Linked DNA regions of Homo sapiens: regions 2 and 3 are each linked to region 1. The links are chromatin contacts, found by Hi-C in ENCODE. All regions are on one chromosome and are shown on one strand. The core of a region is the stretch at or near the end of the contact, and the rest is flanking DNA. Distances in the headings are between cores, read along the strand shown. Region 1 holds the start of TENM3-AS1 (TENM3 antisense RNA 1). Region 2 holds the start of WWC2-AS2 (WWC2 antisense RNA 2). Region 3 has its middle 110 kb from the start of DCTD.

Region 1 (4,828 bases), core at 1-2,500:
AGACAATTGTTCTGCTGCAGTGCCCACCAGGGGCTGGTAAGGAAGTCTGAGTGTTTACTGCCTCCCTTCCCTGTCCAAAGGTCATTTGCGCTTTTCGGTCTCGGACGAAAGAACACTGTGGAAAGGAAGGCGCGGGTCATTTTCAGAGGCTCTGCAAAGGACGGGCCGCCTACCGGGGGTGGAAATCCTTAATTACACCCTTCTGCCTCGGAATCCGTCTTCCCGGCAGTGTCTTGCACTGCCACCTCCTCGGGTGACTCAGCTGACCTGAAATGCCCACCCTACGGAAGATCAAGAAAAGTAGTTTTCTAAGAAGGTTAGAGGTTTGATTACACAGAGAAGTGTTTCCACTTAAGTCCAAAGCAATTACCCGCCCCCTCCCCCAGGGCCGCCTCCCCGCCACCCGCAGCAGAAAAGGACAGACCCCCACGCACGTACCCCCATTTTGTTGGTGCGTGTGAATTTCAAATGGCGCAGTAAGTTCATTAGTGTTTTCAATCGGCGGCGGGCAGACCCCTCATCAGAGCCGAAAGCCGGCAAGAGCCATTCATCAGCGTGAAGTGTTATTCACGGATGACCCCTAAATCACGGCGAGAGTAGTAAAGGCACTGATTGGTCACAGCATGGGAGCCTCGGTGCTTTCCCGAACCCGACGCGGCCGGGAGGAGGGAAGGAGGGAGGGGCGGCGAACGTGGTTCAGTCCGGCAAATCCCATTTGACAGAAAAAGGCAGTAAACGGGGAATCTCTTTTTTTGAATAAAGAAGAAGAAGAAATAAAGTACCTGTCATCTTGACAAGTGGCGGAGCGGAGGAGTCAAGGATTATAAATGATCACAGCCAGGTCCAGCTCGCCCCGTGATTGGGCTCTCCCGCGATCTGCACCGGGGGAAGCGCATGGTAGGCTCCTCTCCTCTCCTCCTCTCCCTCGCACACTCCCGCACACACACACACACACACACACACGGACACGTGTACGCGCCCGGGCTCGGGCACACTCGGCCCGGCGCGTCCCCCGCCGCACAATTACGGTCCTGGATGCCGCTCCCTGGCCGGGCGTCCCGCGGGCCTCCTCACCTGGCCCTTCTCGCCTTCCTCCTCCCTCGCCTCCCCGGTCCTCCCGCTCGCGGGCTGAACCCCGAAAACTCCGGCCCGGCCTGGTCCGCCGCCTTGGAGGAGGCTGGAGGGGCCGGCGGGCGGGGAGAGGGGGAGCGCGGGGGAGAGAAAGAAAGTGAACTCATTGGCGCGCGGGCGCCCTCCCCTCCCGCGTCCCCGGGCCGCGCGGCCGGGGGCGGGCAGGGAAGGAAGTTGTAACACTCGCGCCCCCTCCCCGCCCCCGCCCCGCCGGCGCCCGCTCCCCGCTCCCTCGGCGGGGCCCCCCTCCCCCGCGCCCGGCTCCTTTGAATTTGGCCCGGCGCGGTGTGCGCGCGGCTCGGGCGGACGCGGCGGCTGCTGCCGGGGAGCGAGCCGGCGGCGCGGGCGAGCCGAGCGCGGTAAGTGCGGCGCCGCCGCCGGCGCGCCCTCCTTCCTTTATGGGGTCCTAGTGCCGGGCCGCGGCGCCGGGAGCTGGCGGGCGCGAGCTGGGACGGCGCGTGGCCCCGGGAGGCGGCGGACGCGGGGACATCTTCTCAGCGCGCGGATTCTCTCCACGGTCCGGCCTCCCCGTCCCCGCCCCGCCCTCGCGCCAGCCACCTCCGGCCGCCGGCTCAGGTGGGAACTTCGCCGGCGCCTCTCGCCCGGGGAGCCAGGCGCCGCGCCCCCGTACTGGGGAGCCCCGGGGTCCCTGAGGAAGGCAGTCCGGAGGCTGGGCGCCCAGTGGGGGCGGGGAGGGGAGCCCGCCAGGTCCTCTTCGGCCCCCGATGTGTGGCGAGGCCCCGCGTCTTCTGCGGGGGCGTCTTAACAGGATCCTGGGGGGCTTCCAGCGAGCGGAAAGCCCCGGGATGTCACCGCTTTCCGGGGCAGGCAGGGGACAGAAGGCTTCTGCAGCGATCAGGGAGCCAAGTTGAAAAGGAGTGAAGGAGGGAGAGTGCGGGGCGAGGGGTAGCGTGGGGAGTGGTGGATCACGGCTGAAACTTGATCGGGAAACTCTGGATGGGGTTGGAAACACACACAAAATATCCTGAGCTGGGCGTTTCAAAAATTACGAATTTATGAGCCTGCAACTGAGATTCTAAGTCCCTCTCGTGTTTTACAACCGATTACAAAGAGCTTCACGTATTTTAGGTTGAGGCGGGTTGTGTCTGATTGATCTTTGCTGAGCATCTTACTATGCAGCTTGGATTCCATTCTTACTGCCTCACCTTTAAGGTAGCTGGAGTGGTAACTTGTTAATTTTTATTGTAGAGAGAGGGTAACAAGTACTTGTACCGTGTAATACATCACACACGTGTGTTTCCCCAAGTCACTGTAATTTGGAGGTAGAGAAAAGTTTCCAGGTACGTGTGAGGAGGTGCAATGGAAATGAAAGGCTGAGAGCTGTCCTAGACTTTTTACAGGGCCCCAGACGGCTGGGATGCCCGAGAACAGGACTGTCTCTTCATCATGCTCTATTTCTTATCTTCTGACAATGTATTTTGTCAAACATTGGTAGACTCTGGCAGAATCCACTGGGTGGTCTTTTCACTAGAAATAGACATATGTTGAGGCATTACCTTTCCCTTCTCTTGTCAAAAGAAAAAAGGTGGATATGGCATCTCTGGAAAGCTTGGAAGAGTATCCCAAAAGATGGTATTGTAACTGAACAGAACTTGGTGATTTGATCCCTTAGTGAATTTCTTTAAAATAATGACGCATATCCCTTTTTCCCCACTGCCTACTTGGAGAAGTATTTGTAGTCTTTATGTATTAATATATTGAGAACAGACTGACTTTAGAATTAAGAGCAACTGTGTAATAATAATTATCTATTTTAATATTTCAATTAAAACAAGATTTTATAAATTCAACAATCTTGCTTTGTGCATTCCTTAATACACTTTTAATTATCTAAAACTTCGAGCATGTATATCTTAATATATAAAATTCTTGTATGAGCCCTGAAAGTTTGGATTTGTAATTCTAAATGCAGAGTAAATATTTAATTCTTGATCTAAGAGTGAGAGGTTAGTTCAGTAATAAGACTTGCTAATCCCACTTTAAAATGTCATGGCATTCACAAATTATTCCTAAATTCTTCAAAGATAGGAGTTTATAATGAGTTTAGTTATTCTATTGTGTATTTCAGGATTGTCTGTATCTCTTCCTGTTGCATTTCCCTTAACAATCTTGTTCTTTTTTTCTTACACGAATTTTATTATTCCTCTTAATCAAAGATTTTTTTCTAATAGTAAACAAATATATCTTATGTTAAATAACTTAGAAAAGAATAGTTAGAAAAAGTAGTTCAAATCAAACACACATTTTACATGCACTGCACAGTTTTTATAAAAAATGTAGTTGTACTAATCACCATGCTAACGTTTATATATTTGGAAAACTCTGTGAACCCCCTGTGCCAATAGCTTTATGTTAGCAACCTATGCACCCTAATGAGGATTACTTGATTATTGGGAATAAAGCAGATAGATTTATGGAATTGTGACTAGTTATTCCTCCAAACGGGATTATTTTGCATGGCTGTGTTTATTTTCTAGAAAGATGTTTTAGGTAAATTATTGAGGCTTTTCTTACTATGATTCTGTAGGCGTGTCATCAGTCTTTTGGTTAGAAAAGGGAACCTGCCTTATTAGGGTGAAGACAAAGAAAGATAAGGATGCTTATCTTTGAATAGAAAAAAGCTCCTAAAGAGAGTGAAAACTTTTAAACTTATTCAGAAAGGAAACCTAGCTAAACAATAATGATCCAGTTAGTAAGTTCAAGCTACTCTTTCTTAGCTTTGCTTCTGGGAGCCAAGAGTAATTATTCTGTTTGTAAAGAGTCAAGCAAAGAAGATAGCAGGAAGAAGCGCGTGGCTATCGTTGTGAGTAGAGTGACCTGTCAGAAATACTGAATCACCGTTAGGCTCGGTGTACAAAAAATGATGTCTTTGCAATAGCTGTTAATGTATGTTTGGAGATGCTGAAGTTTATCCTACCTATAGGGATACTAGGGAATAAGTTCAGAGCATGGTCATTGTCTGATATGAAAGCCCAACAAAGCCAAGTTTATTAGTTTATTAATATTGGTTATTTAAATAAATGCATGTGCCTCCTTTTTATTAAACTTTATTTTACCCTGTAAAAATTTGATTTCTGGATGGTGGTTGAATATCATCCAAGTTTTATATTTATTTGAATCAGTGTGTTCAGCAGCTGTGATGAATTGTCTGCCCTTTTCTGGAAGCTGTGCAACCTGTTAAGCATGTTGAATTACACATTGCTCATCTACCCTGTGTTTCGTTTGATAGTCAGATATCCGTTTGGACTTCGAGGGCATACTTTTTTTTACTTAGGTTGAGAATATGAGCAAAGAATATAATAGTTTGCCACCAAACGTTTACCGTGGTCCATAACCAATTACATATTCCTTTAAATTTCTAGTTGAAGTTAGTGTTGTGTTCATAGTTGCCTTGTAAAGTGGAATGATAGCCCGTAGGAAAATTGAACACATGCATTCGGAGTAAAGTCTGTTGAAAAGATAACACAATATTACGTTATTTAAAAGTTTCGACAACTAAGTTTTAAAAATTATTTTACGTAAGCTTCTTTTAGAATACATTTAAAACTTATTTTTGGAAACATCAGCTGGTTTAACAGACCTGATGGAAATTTTGTGCTTCAAAATAAAATAAAATAAAATAAACCTTAGTCTGAAAACTAATTGTTGTGTCTTATAAAACCTGATTTATTTTATA
Region 2 (4,828 bases), core at 1,353-3,852, 950 kb after region 1:
TTGTCTTGACCGTTAGGAATTCTCTGAAGGTCTGTTACTACGTAAATTGTGTGAACTCCGAACAGCAGAGTTCAAACTTGATCAGAACAAAAAAGGCTAGAGAGTGGCAACTCTCCTTTCCGTCATTTTAATGGCTTTTGTATGACCAAATGTTTCCTTGCCAGTCAGTGGGGAAGAAGCAGCGAGCTTGTCTCTTAATTGCTTTAGAGTTCTGTTTGTCTATTTAGCGTTTCTTTTTGAAGTCTGAAGATTTATGGAACAATAAACGTCATTTAATGCTGCGTGCTATTTTGGATTCCTCACTGGTTTTAGAATTTGGGTAAAACTACTTAGCTGAAAGTTTAACAAATTTGAAATTACAAGTATTGTAGAATAGTTCATCTCAGTGACATAAAATTACGGCAGCAGCAAAGTGTGTTACTTTGGTTTTTTTTTTTTAATAGTAAGATGTAGACATTTTAGTATAACAAATGTTTTCAAGTTGTTTGGGAAATAAATAAGCTAGGAAGCAAGGTTTAAATAAGAATGGTTTGGTTTGGTGCTGAATGATGTTGTTAGTACACCGCAATTCAAGTGTTGGCTATGCATTTGGGCCAATTTAGGGAAGTCCAAAACAACGCACATTCGCTCAGTAGTGTGAGAGATTAATTGTAGGCAGGTCCCATCTTTTTTACAGTATTCAAACGTTCAACCTTAAGACCCCACCAGGGCGTCTCATTCCACCGGGAACTAGAGAAGCTTGACTTGTGTGATCACCTCCTGATGAATGGACTGGGGCGGAACACAGATCCGGAGGTGGGGGCTTCTCTTCACCAAGCGCAAAGCCTACCTTCCAGAAGGCTGGCTGCACAAGCGGCCGCCCTAAATGCGGTCAAAGCGGGCAAATTCGCCGTGGGTGCCTTCCTTCCCTACCTCCGGCCCACTCTGGTTGCTCCTTCCCAGGTGCTCCAAGCTCTCCAGAGTTTCTGGTGGTTTAAAGTTTCCGCTTCACGCCCAGACTGCTCTAAGGGCAAACACGACCCCTTTCCTCTTCTAGGACCCCTTCCGTGAAGTCTGTTCCAACCCTGAGCCTCTCCACCTTCGAGATTGGCCGCAGATGCCCCGACGGGATGGCCTGGGGAGCCGAAAGCTGTCCCCAGCCCCGGACAGCTACTGCCCACGCCGCGCAGGCCAGCCTCACACAGTAGCGAATCTCCTTCACGCGACTTCCTCGCAGGCCTGTGAACCCGCAGGGGAGGCGGAGGTCGGTTCAAACCCTGCGAGAGCCCCTGCCCAGCGCGGAGTCCTGCACACGGTGGAAAGTCCTTACGCATTAGCGGGCAGGATTAAACGACTTCACACCACGAGGTGCAAGACTGGGCTTCGGGGCCTTCCTCGGTGTTGCTATTTTAAAAGAAGCTGCTCAGTAACCCAGAAGAAGATGACGGGGGACGGTGGTGTAGACCCGGCTGGAGAGGAGTCCAGGGCCTGGGAGGCGCCCCCTCTGACTGAGGGGCTGGGGACCCTGAAGCTTGGCGTCCAGGCCCCGCCAGCGCTGCACCCGGCATTGTCCCGCCTGGGGCAGGCGTCCGGTCCCTCGGCAGTGCGGGCCAGCACGTACGTAGTAGCTGCTGAATAAATAAATGCCTATGCAACAGGGAACGTCCCGGCCCACCCCGGCCGGGCCAGGGCCTAGGAAGGGCGGGCGTCCGGCGCCGCCGTGGGTCCCTCCGGCGTGGCCGCCCACACCTCCTGGCCACGGCGGGGCTGCGGTGGGGGGACATCCTGGGGCGGGCGGCTGGACGGAAGGGACTAGAGTCGGGGCGCGTCCACGGCCAACCGCCCCGAACCAAGCAGGGGAGGCCAGGGACCAGGAGCTTCCGGGGCCCCGCGGCTGGAGCGCCCGGACGCGAAGGGGCGGCGGGTGACGGGGCGCGGTGCGGGCGGCTACAGGGCCGGACGGGAGTTCCTCCGCTTTCCGCCGCGCGGCTCGCGGTCTCAGCCGAGGTCATCGAGGGCCAGGAGCCCTGGCGGAGGCCCCGCCGTCCCGGACCCACCGACGCACTCCCAGGGCTTGGCGCTTTCCCACCACCCCGGACCGCCCTTGGGGTGCCGGAGGGGCTCGGGGCGCGGCGTGGGGAGCCTTTGTGCCCTCTCCGCTTGTTGAGGTTTTTTCTCCGGAGGAGAGCTCCCCGCCCGCCACCCCTTTCCTCTCGAAAGTTTTGTGGTTTCCCTAGAAGACGAAAGAGGTTGAGAAGGTTGCGGAGACTTTTGCAATCTTCCCCGTCCAGAAACTCTAAAACCTCTCGGCGTTTGGCCCAGGGGAGCTATCTGGGGTCAAGGGGAGGGAGCTGGCCGCACATTCCTTCGCCCGCCTTCCTCCCACCTGGAGCCGCGGCCCCGCGGGGCAGTGCGTCCGAGCTGGTGCGGCGACGCCGGCAGCGGCGGGGTTAAGCTCAGGAATGCGGCGCGAGGAATGCGCATGCAGATGAGGCGGGCGGGCGCATGCTAATCGCATGCAAATGAGGGGCCCGCCGCTGCCGCGGCAGCGCCGCAGCTTCCCGGATCCGAGCCCAGACGGCGGCGGCTCCGGCAGCCTGGGCGCCGCGACCCTCGGCGGCCAGAGGGGGACGGGGCGGAGGAGGAGGAAGAGGCGGAGGCAGCGGCGGCGAGGGGGAGGAGGGTTCGCTCGCCGGCTCCGACGCAGACATGGTGGACTGATCCGCAGCGGGGCCGCGAACAGCGTTTCCTGAGGCACCTCCCGCGCGTGGTTCCGCCGCGCCCCGCGCCCTGCGCCCCTCAGCCCCTCGCCGGCGCCCGCGTCGCGGGTTGGCAGCCTAGCCCGGCAGCCGCGTTCCCGCCGCGTCCCGCGCCCGGTACCTATGGAGGCGCCGCTCGCCGGCGAGGCCGCCGACCATGCCTAGGAGGGCCGGGAGCGGTCAGCTGCCGCTGCCCCGGGGCTGGGAGGAGGCCAGGGACTACGACGGCAAGGTCTTCTACATTGACCACAACACCAGGAGGACCAGCTGGATCGACCCCCGGGACAGGTGGGCGCCGGCCGCGGGGGCGCGGGCCCGTTCGGACACGGCGGCTGTTGTCCCGGAGACCCGGCCGCGCGGGGGGCTGGGGCGGCGCCGGCCCGCGGTGCCCCGAGGGGTCCCGGGAGGGATGTGGGGCTGGCTGCTCCGGCGGGGCCGAGGAGCCGCCCGTACCCGGGCTCCTCCGCCCACCGGCTTCCCGACGCCCCTCCGGGGACCCGGCCCCGAGGCAAGGCTGGAGTCGCTGCCCCGGGCCGACGCCGCGCGCCAGGCTAACGGACCCGAGGGGCCACCTGAGCCCTGTTAGGAACTTCCCTAGGCTTCGAGGTGCCCACGTGGAGGCTGCAGGACACCTTCGGCCTCTGGGCGGCGGGGGTGGGCTAGGGCCTCACTGCCAGTTGGGGAACGAGCCCTCCGGGCCACCTGTGGCATCCCTCAGGCCGTCCTTGGCGCGGGAGCCTGGGCTGCGAGCTCTTGGCGGGGGCGCCCAGACTGGCCGGAGGTCCCGAGCTGGGAAGGGGCTCCCGCCCCCCGCCGGGCCCTGCTAGTGGGTGTGACTGACTTTGCCCCTCAGAGTTTAAAAACGCGCGTTTGGGGGTTTCGCTGTCTGTCGTTAGTCTTCACCTGAAAACTTGAACCGACTCCCAGATCGGGAACAGGCATATTGTGTTTGGAAGGGAGATGTAGTGAAATTAACGTTGGGTATTGAGGCACTCTGATTTGAGCTTAGCCTGGTTTCTTTGTTTTTTGTTTTTTAAATTGGTTCAGGAACTGAAGGTTCACAAATGTTTCTGTGTCCCATATTTTTTTTACCCTTAAAATTTCTTAGAATTATTGTAAGAATAATAGGAGGTATTCCTAATTATAAATTTGTAAATTATCCATTAAGGAGATATTCCTAATTGTAAATTTAAATAACGTGCCACCAGGGATAACTTCGACATTTGGACTTTTGTCATTTCTGAAAATTATAACTTTATTGAATGTGGCCCTTTGGGCTTTATATACTTTTTAGGTGCTTCTCCTATTTAACATTTTCCCTTTTCTCAATTTGAAGCTGAAATACCTAACTACTTTATAATCTCAGTTACTTTTGCCCTAAAAATGTTGTTTTTGAAAGCTACTAAAAGGCAATTACAAGAAAGTTATAAATAACATTATAAATTTATGGAACAATCCTTGTTCAATTATCCGTGAAGCTACGGGCCTAGGTTTCCCTCCTGAAATGAGAAAAGGCACCTGTGCTGAGGTTCGGTCTTGCCGCAGCCTGGCTGCCTGTTGCTGGCCTGATGAAAATTGTGACAGGCATCACACCTTCCCAGTGTCTCCAGACGTGCTAGTTGTTGTCATAAACTTCACGCTCCAAGCCAGTTATTTGACTTATGCTATTGCACTTTGAAACTACTTAACAGATAGTAAATGTCAGTGCTGATGGTGTGCACCCAACTGCGGCTTTTAAGGCACCTGTATAAATATTTGACTTTTACAGTTGTGTGGTAATTCTTTCTGCTTTCTGATACTTGGAGTTTCAGGTAATTGAAATAACAATAAATTCTTGAAATATTTAGGCATTCTAGGTTCTCTTCTTCGGTTTACATGCTTTACTATATTATCTCAGTTGTGTTTACCGGAAAGGATTACAAGAATATGTAATGTCTGGGTAAAGTAAATAGAAAGTGGAGTGAAATTATATGACTTGGCTATCCATATCACTACTTTTTTCACAAGTCAAGCATGTCCTTTATTTTAAACTCTTAATGGATTAGTAATTATTATGAACTATTTTCAGGAAACTGGATAAACAATTCATT
Region 3 (4,828 bases), core at 1,404-3,903, 660 kb after region 1:
TGCTGACAGCAAATCAGCTGTCCGAGGTGCTTTTGGAAAGGAGGGATTCAAGAGAGGAAGCCAGAAGGCACTGATCCACATCATGTTCTGTCTGGGTAAAACCACCCGGGCAGTGCTCACAGCCGCTCGCTTGCTGTTGTACAGAGGAGGACAAGGTCCACCTGGACCAAGAACTGCCACCACCCATCTGGCCGGGGCGGGGTGGGTATCATTTGATCTCCAGCAGAGTGGGGTGAGTCTGCCCCTGGGAAGCCTCGAAGGGCAACATATTAAGATCTCACCCTTCCATAGATACCCAAATTTCCTCCCACTTTCCTTCAAGGAGTGATCTGATTCCAGCATCCCAGTCCACAAAATGCATCCCCATTCCAGAAGCTGGAGGTGGAATGGAATTACAGAAATGAGTTGTCCAAGTTCACAGAAGTGGCTTAAGTTAAGGTGAGCAGAGATTCCCTTTGCTAGTACCCTCCACTACATCACAGCCTCCTCATAACGCTCCCCGGGAAGATACCGCAAATACTCCTTACCGCCCCCCTTCCCATGGGCACTTGATCTTTCCAAAGCTGCCATCATTTACAGCCAGGACTAGCATTTTTCATTCTATAACGATCCGCCGACACTAAACAAAACAGATGCCTTGAGTGCCCCCTCTGCCTGCCAGTATTTCTAGCTCCTCACGCCCTTCTGTGTAGGTAAGCCAAGTTTGACTCTCCATCATTTCCAAAAGAAAGACCATTGGGCTGTTTACCTAGATTTTCCATAAGTTATTCATCTGGCTTTGAACATCCTACTAGACCCATGAAAAAATAAAATAAAAATGAGTTATAACTCATTATCACCCATTTTAACCACAGAGTTAAGCCAGAGTACCAAACAGGTACTGATAAGCCATTTGAATTTTCTACCTTCTCATTTAAGCCACATAATGAATGTCCTCTGTTTGCCAGACTTCTCATTTGCTGTTCACCACCCCTGCAAGCAATGGTCTCTTGATGTTAGTTAATTACTAATAACTTTTAGGTAAATTGAGTAAACCTTTTCATTTATGAACCGACTTAGAATCCTGTCGTGGAGGAATACGGGATTCCTAGAGTCCCGTGGATAGAGAATTTACTATCAACCGATTCTAAGCCTAGAGTAACATCATTATTCAGTTTAGAGTTAATGGGTTCCTCAAAGCAAATTTAATAAATCCTTCTGGGATCTAAGCTCAGGAAAATTAAAATTAGAAGCATAAATTGTCACTTTTAGGGCAAGAGACTGGCTTGGTAACAGTCCCCCTGCTTACAGGGTGAATTGTGAGCTACGCTTAGCCCTGGCCACAGGCATTCATCCTGTATTATGCAGGGAAATCTCGTTCTTCCACCTGTGTGCAGAGATTTCCTGAATTCCAGCCACAGCGGCCATTTCTCTATGGCATAGCTCGCTGCACACAACTGTCAGGATTTACAAGCGGTCCGCTGGGTCAAAATGAATTTTTAAAAATGTTCACAAGTGAACTCTATCAGGGGAGAGTGCGGGGAGCATAAATGCCCAAGGACTTAAAATGACAAATTCTCGGGCGTGACTGAAAGGCTGAAAATGGGGCGCTCAGTGGAGGTCGGTGAGGAGGCTCACCAGGCTCTCTTCAACCTGGAGTTCTTCTGCACCGTGGTTAATGACCGTAGGCTGGAGACTGCCCCATCCCACACCTTCCTCCCACACGAACACTAGGGAAAGTCTAGTCTGCCTGTTCCAGAGAAAATTCTGCAAAAATCGTCCCCAGAACTATCTTTGCATCCACGATGCTCGCTCTCTCTCTCTCTCTCTCTCGCTCTCTCTCGTTGCAATGGGTCAGGTTGAATCTAACCCTCTCTGTCCTTTAAGGCTTGGAAGGAATGCCATAGGGCTCCCTCGGTGGGCCAGGGCGACGTTGATGACTCAGGATCTCAAAAGGACCTAGAGCCAGTCTGTCATCCCCAGTTTCTTAATTTATTGACAAAAGGTAACGAACAAGCAGATTGTAAAATATCTTTATTCAGCTATGACATGATTTCCAAGCTCAAAAAAAAAAAAAAAAAAAAAAAATCAAGCCTGGCGTTTAACTTCAGTCTGGAGCATTGACAGGTGACAGGTCACTGCAGAACACAGAGGTGACCCAAGGCAGAGAACGGGAGGTAGCGAGAGGAAGACGACACCCTTCCCTGAGTCCTCCCTCATCTGGGGCTTCCCTCTGGCCTTCCCCTGGGGTTCCTGGGACTCGGCTTCTGCGGACATGGAAAAGCCGTCCCAACATCCGGCGGCCCCGTGGGCAGGGGTCCTGGGACGCCCCCTCCTGCATCCCCGGGCGGGCCCTGCAGGGGATGGCGGCGATTTCAGGAAGGGCTCCGGCGCCCCCTAGTGACGCGCGGCTGTGGTAGGGAAAGTCCTGCACGCCAAAAGGGCAGTTCCCGGGCCAGAAACCGAGGTGAAACCGAAGAGAAGGCGCCGCCGCTCGCCGCTCGCCACTCTCCACCCCAACCGCGGCGGGGCCGGCTCTCTGACCCTCTCTTCCCCACCTCTGCTCTGCCCTCCGAGTTTCACACTTAAAGCGGAGACTTCTGCTTCAGCACCGCCGCACCGAGGCCTGGGCCCTGCCAAAGTGGCTCGGGTAAGATTTCCCTGCACGTCGAGCAGACACTGTCATGCCGCGTTGCTCTCACTCACAGATCGAAATAAGGCCCTTCCTCCCGGGAATCGTCCGCGGGCTGAGTTCCGCAGCGCCTGAAAACAGTGATTTCTGAACTATCATATTGTTTCCCTTTTACTTTTCATGTTAACAGTCCTGTCGCTGGAAAGAATGTCCCGGAAGAACGGATCACTTAAATTCAGAGTGGCATTTTTATTTCTGAGGGAGCTGGGCTCTCACGGAACGTGCTGGAGTGACAGCCTGGAAGAGCGAAAGCCGCCCCCCCTCCCGCTTCCCCGCAGCTCCCCAGCCGCCTCGGCCTGGCCTCCCTGCAGCGGTGACATCCAGTCTCCCTCCTCTACCCAAGCCTGCGGCAGCCACGAAAGCCACCGCGGCGCAGAAGTGGGGAGGGATTCAACCTTTTGCCCCTGGGTTGTCGCCCAGAGAAGCCAATGGATGCTAATCTCATATAGCAGCCTGTTTGCTGGTGTCCTGCCTTCAGAAACCGGCCGTGAGTGAGCCCGCTGGCATTTTGGGAGGCCAATATATAGGCCCTTTTTCCTACCCGGGTTCTCGCTGAAATGAGTAAGGCCGGAGATGGCTCAGGAAAGCCAAAATATCACCTAGATAAAGGCCGGGTTGGGAAGCAGCAGGCACAGCTGCATGGGAAATCCCAAAGGGCCACTAACGGGACACCAAGATAGATCAGCCAGGCGCTGGCAGCAGTGGCAGGATGACGGGAGAGGCCCTGCTCCCTGAGCTGGAGCCCAGCGTGCCCATGCCCAGTTCGTTCCTCCCCACTCACCAGGAGGGCAAAGCGCTCCCCTGCCCACTGGGAGCCGGGATGACCAGGAGGCCCGGAGTGAGATATCTGTCTCTCTCTCTCTCTCTGTCACACACACACACACACACAGACACACACACACACACACACACACACACACATATATCACCAAGGAGGCTGTGGGCTGTGGCACTAGGAGAAATATTGCACCAGGTCTGGAGCCCCGGGTTTGCGGATGCTGCCCCCACCGCCTGTGGCCTTCAGCCAGGTTGCTTCCCGCCCTGGGCCTCTGCCGAAGCCAGAGGCAGGGGCTCTCCACCGGCAGCAGCGAGCGCCTCGCCTGCTGTGACAACTCTGTCTGGCTCTGGGGCTGCTCGGGAACCCGGTCCTAAACACAAGTTCTTGGGTCGTAAGCACAGGCTGGCAGTCCCAGATCGGGAGGCCCCATGCATCTGCTCCCGACCTGAGTCCCTCGCCCTGGCTCCCACTCCGCCACCCCATGGCGCTGCCTGCGAGAGGCGCCGGAGCCAGGCTCTGGCCTTTTCCGAGGCGGCTGCCTGCCGGTTCCTCTCGCGCCTGTTACACGGCGGACGGCAGGCTCCCGGGCTCTTGTAAATCAAAGGGCAACAGGACTCGCCTCGCCACCACTCAGGCTCTTTCTGCGGCCTCTGCCAATTAGTGCTCCAGTTAATCACACTTAGCAACTCCCTGGAGAAGCAGCGAAGCCGGGAGGAGCCCAGCGTGGGAGACCCCCTCAGGCTGGCTCTGCCGAGACGGAGATGACCACTGGCCTCTGCGCCTTGGTTTCCCCATCTTTACAGTGAACCCAGACCTTGGTCCCCAGCCGCCCCTCCCCACTTCCCGTGCCAAGACGCTGCATGTGTGTGCACACACACACGCATCTGTGTACGCATGTGTGCATGTGTGTGTGCATGTGCGTGTGTGCCTGCAAGTGCGTGTATGTGTGCATTTCTGTGTGTGTGTGCGTGTGCATATGTGTGGGGTGTGTGCACGTGTGTGAGTATATGCATGTGAGTGTGCACACGTGTATGTGTGCCTTTGTGTATGTGTGTGTGCACGCACATGTGGGTGGGTGTGTGCGTGTGGATGTGAGTACGTAATGTGCGCGCACATGTGTGAGTGTATGCATGTGAGTGTGCACGTATGTGTATGTGTGTTTGCGTATGTGTGCACGTGTGCATGTGGGGGTGTGCGTGTGTGGATGTGTGTACATAACGTGTGTGTGCATGTGTGAGTGTATGCATGTGAGTGTGCACGTATGTGTATGTGTGTGTTTGCATATGTGTGCACGTGCTGTGGGTGTGTGCATGTGCACGCATGTGTGTGCATGTGCGTGTGTGCAGGCATGTGTGCATGTGTGCATGTGCGTGTGTGTG

What was found. Hi-C counts contacts between places; a loop is a spot of excess contacts on that map. Pooled maps may share reads with other maps.
Region 2: a loop to region 1 is called in a pooled map, with 10 times the contacts of the local background. The contact joins the promoter of WWC2-AS2 here to the promoter of TENM3-AS1 in region 1. A Hi-C loop is called at or near these places in 2 of 37 single-sample maps with no recorded cell type and 5 of 50 pooled maps.
Region 3: a map of MCF 10A shows a loop between it and region 1 (21-fold over the local background). The contact joins the enhancer-like site here to the promoter of TENM3-AS1 in region 1. A Hi-C loop is called at or near these places in 8 of 168 maps with a recorded cell type or tissue (A673, IMR-90, MCF 10A and 5 more), 7 of 37 single-sample maps with no recorded cell type and 11 of 50 pooled maps.

What each region holds. Positions count from the first base shown.
Region 1 is chr4:182,143,265-182,148,092 of GRCh38, forward strand. TENM3-AS1 (TENM3 antisense RNA 1) reads right to left here and starts at 1,251. Exons shown (of 5, transcript NR_125905.1): 1 at 1,075-1,251; 2 at 783-876; 3 at 439-580; 4 at 174-281. It also overlaps a transcript of TENM3 not described here. RefSeq lists an enhancer at 1,508-2,496.
Region 2 is chr4:183,096,597-183,101,424 of GRCh38, forward strand. It overlaps WWC2-AS2 (WWC2 antisense RNA 2), which reads right to left and starts at 2,603. Exons shown (of 1, transcript NR_024008.1): 1 at 425-2,603. WWC2 (WW and C2 domain containing 2) reads left to right here and starts at 2,661. Exons shown (of 23, transcript NM_024949.6): 1 at 2,661-3,026. The coding sequence starts at 2,896. RefSeq lists enhancers at 1-74, 1,420-1,714 and a silencer at 1,420-1,714.
Region 3 is chr4:182,804,157-182,808,984 of GRCh38, forward strand. No RefSeq gene overlaps it. Among named protein-coding and RNA genes, the nearest start is that of DCTD, 110 kb to the right of the region's middle. RefSeq lists silencers at 2,238-2,327, 2,348-2,397 and enhancers at 3,477-4,415, 4,544-4,828. Within about 2 kb of position 2,654, at least 5 of the 41 ENCODE cell types and tissues checked have a DNase peak (open chromatin) inside an H3K27ac peak, as active enhancers do.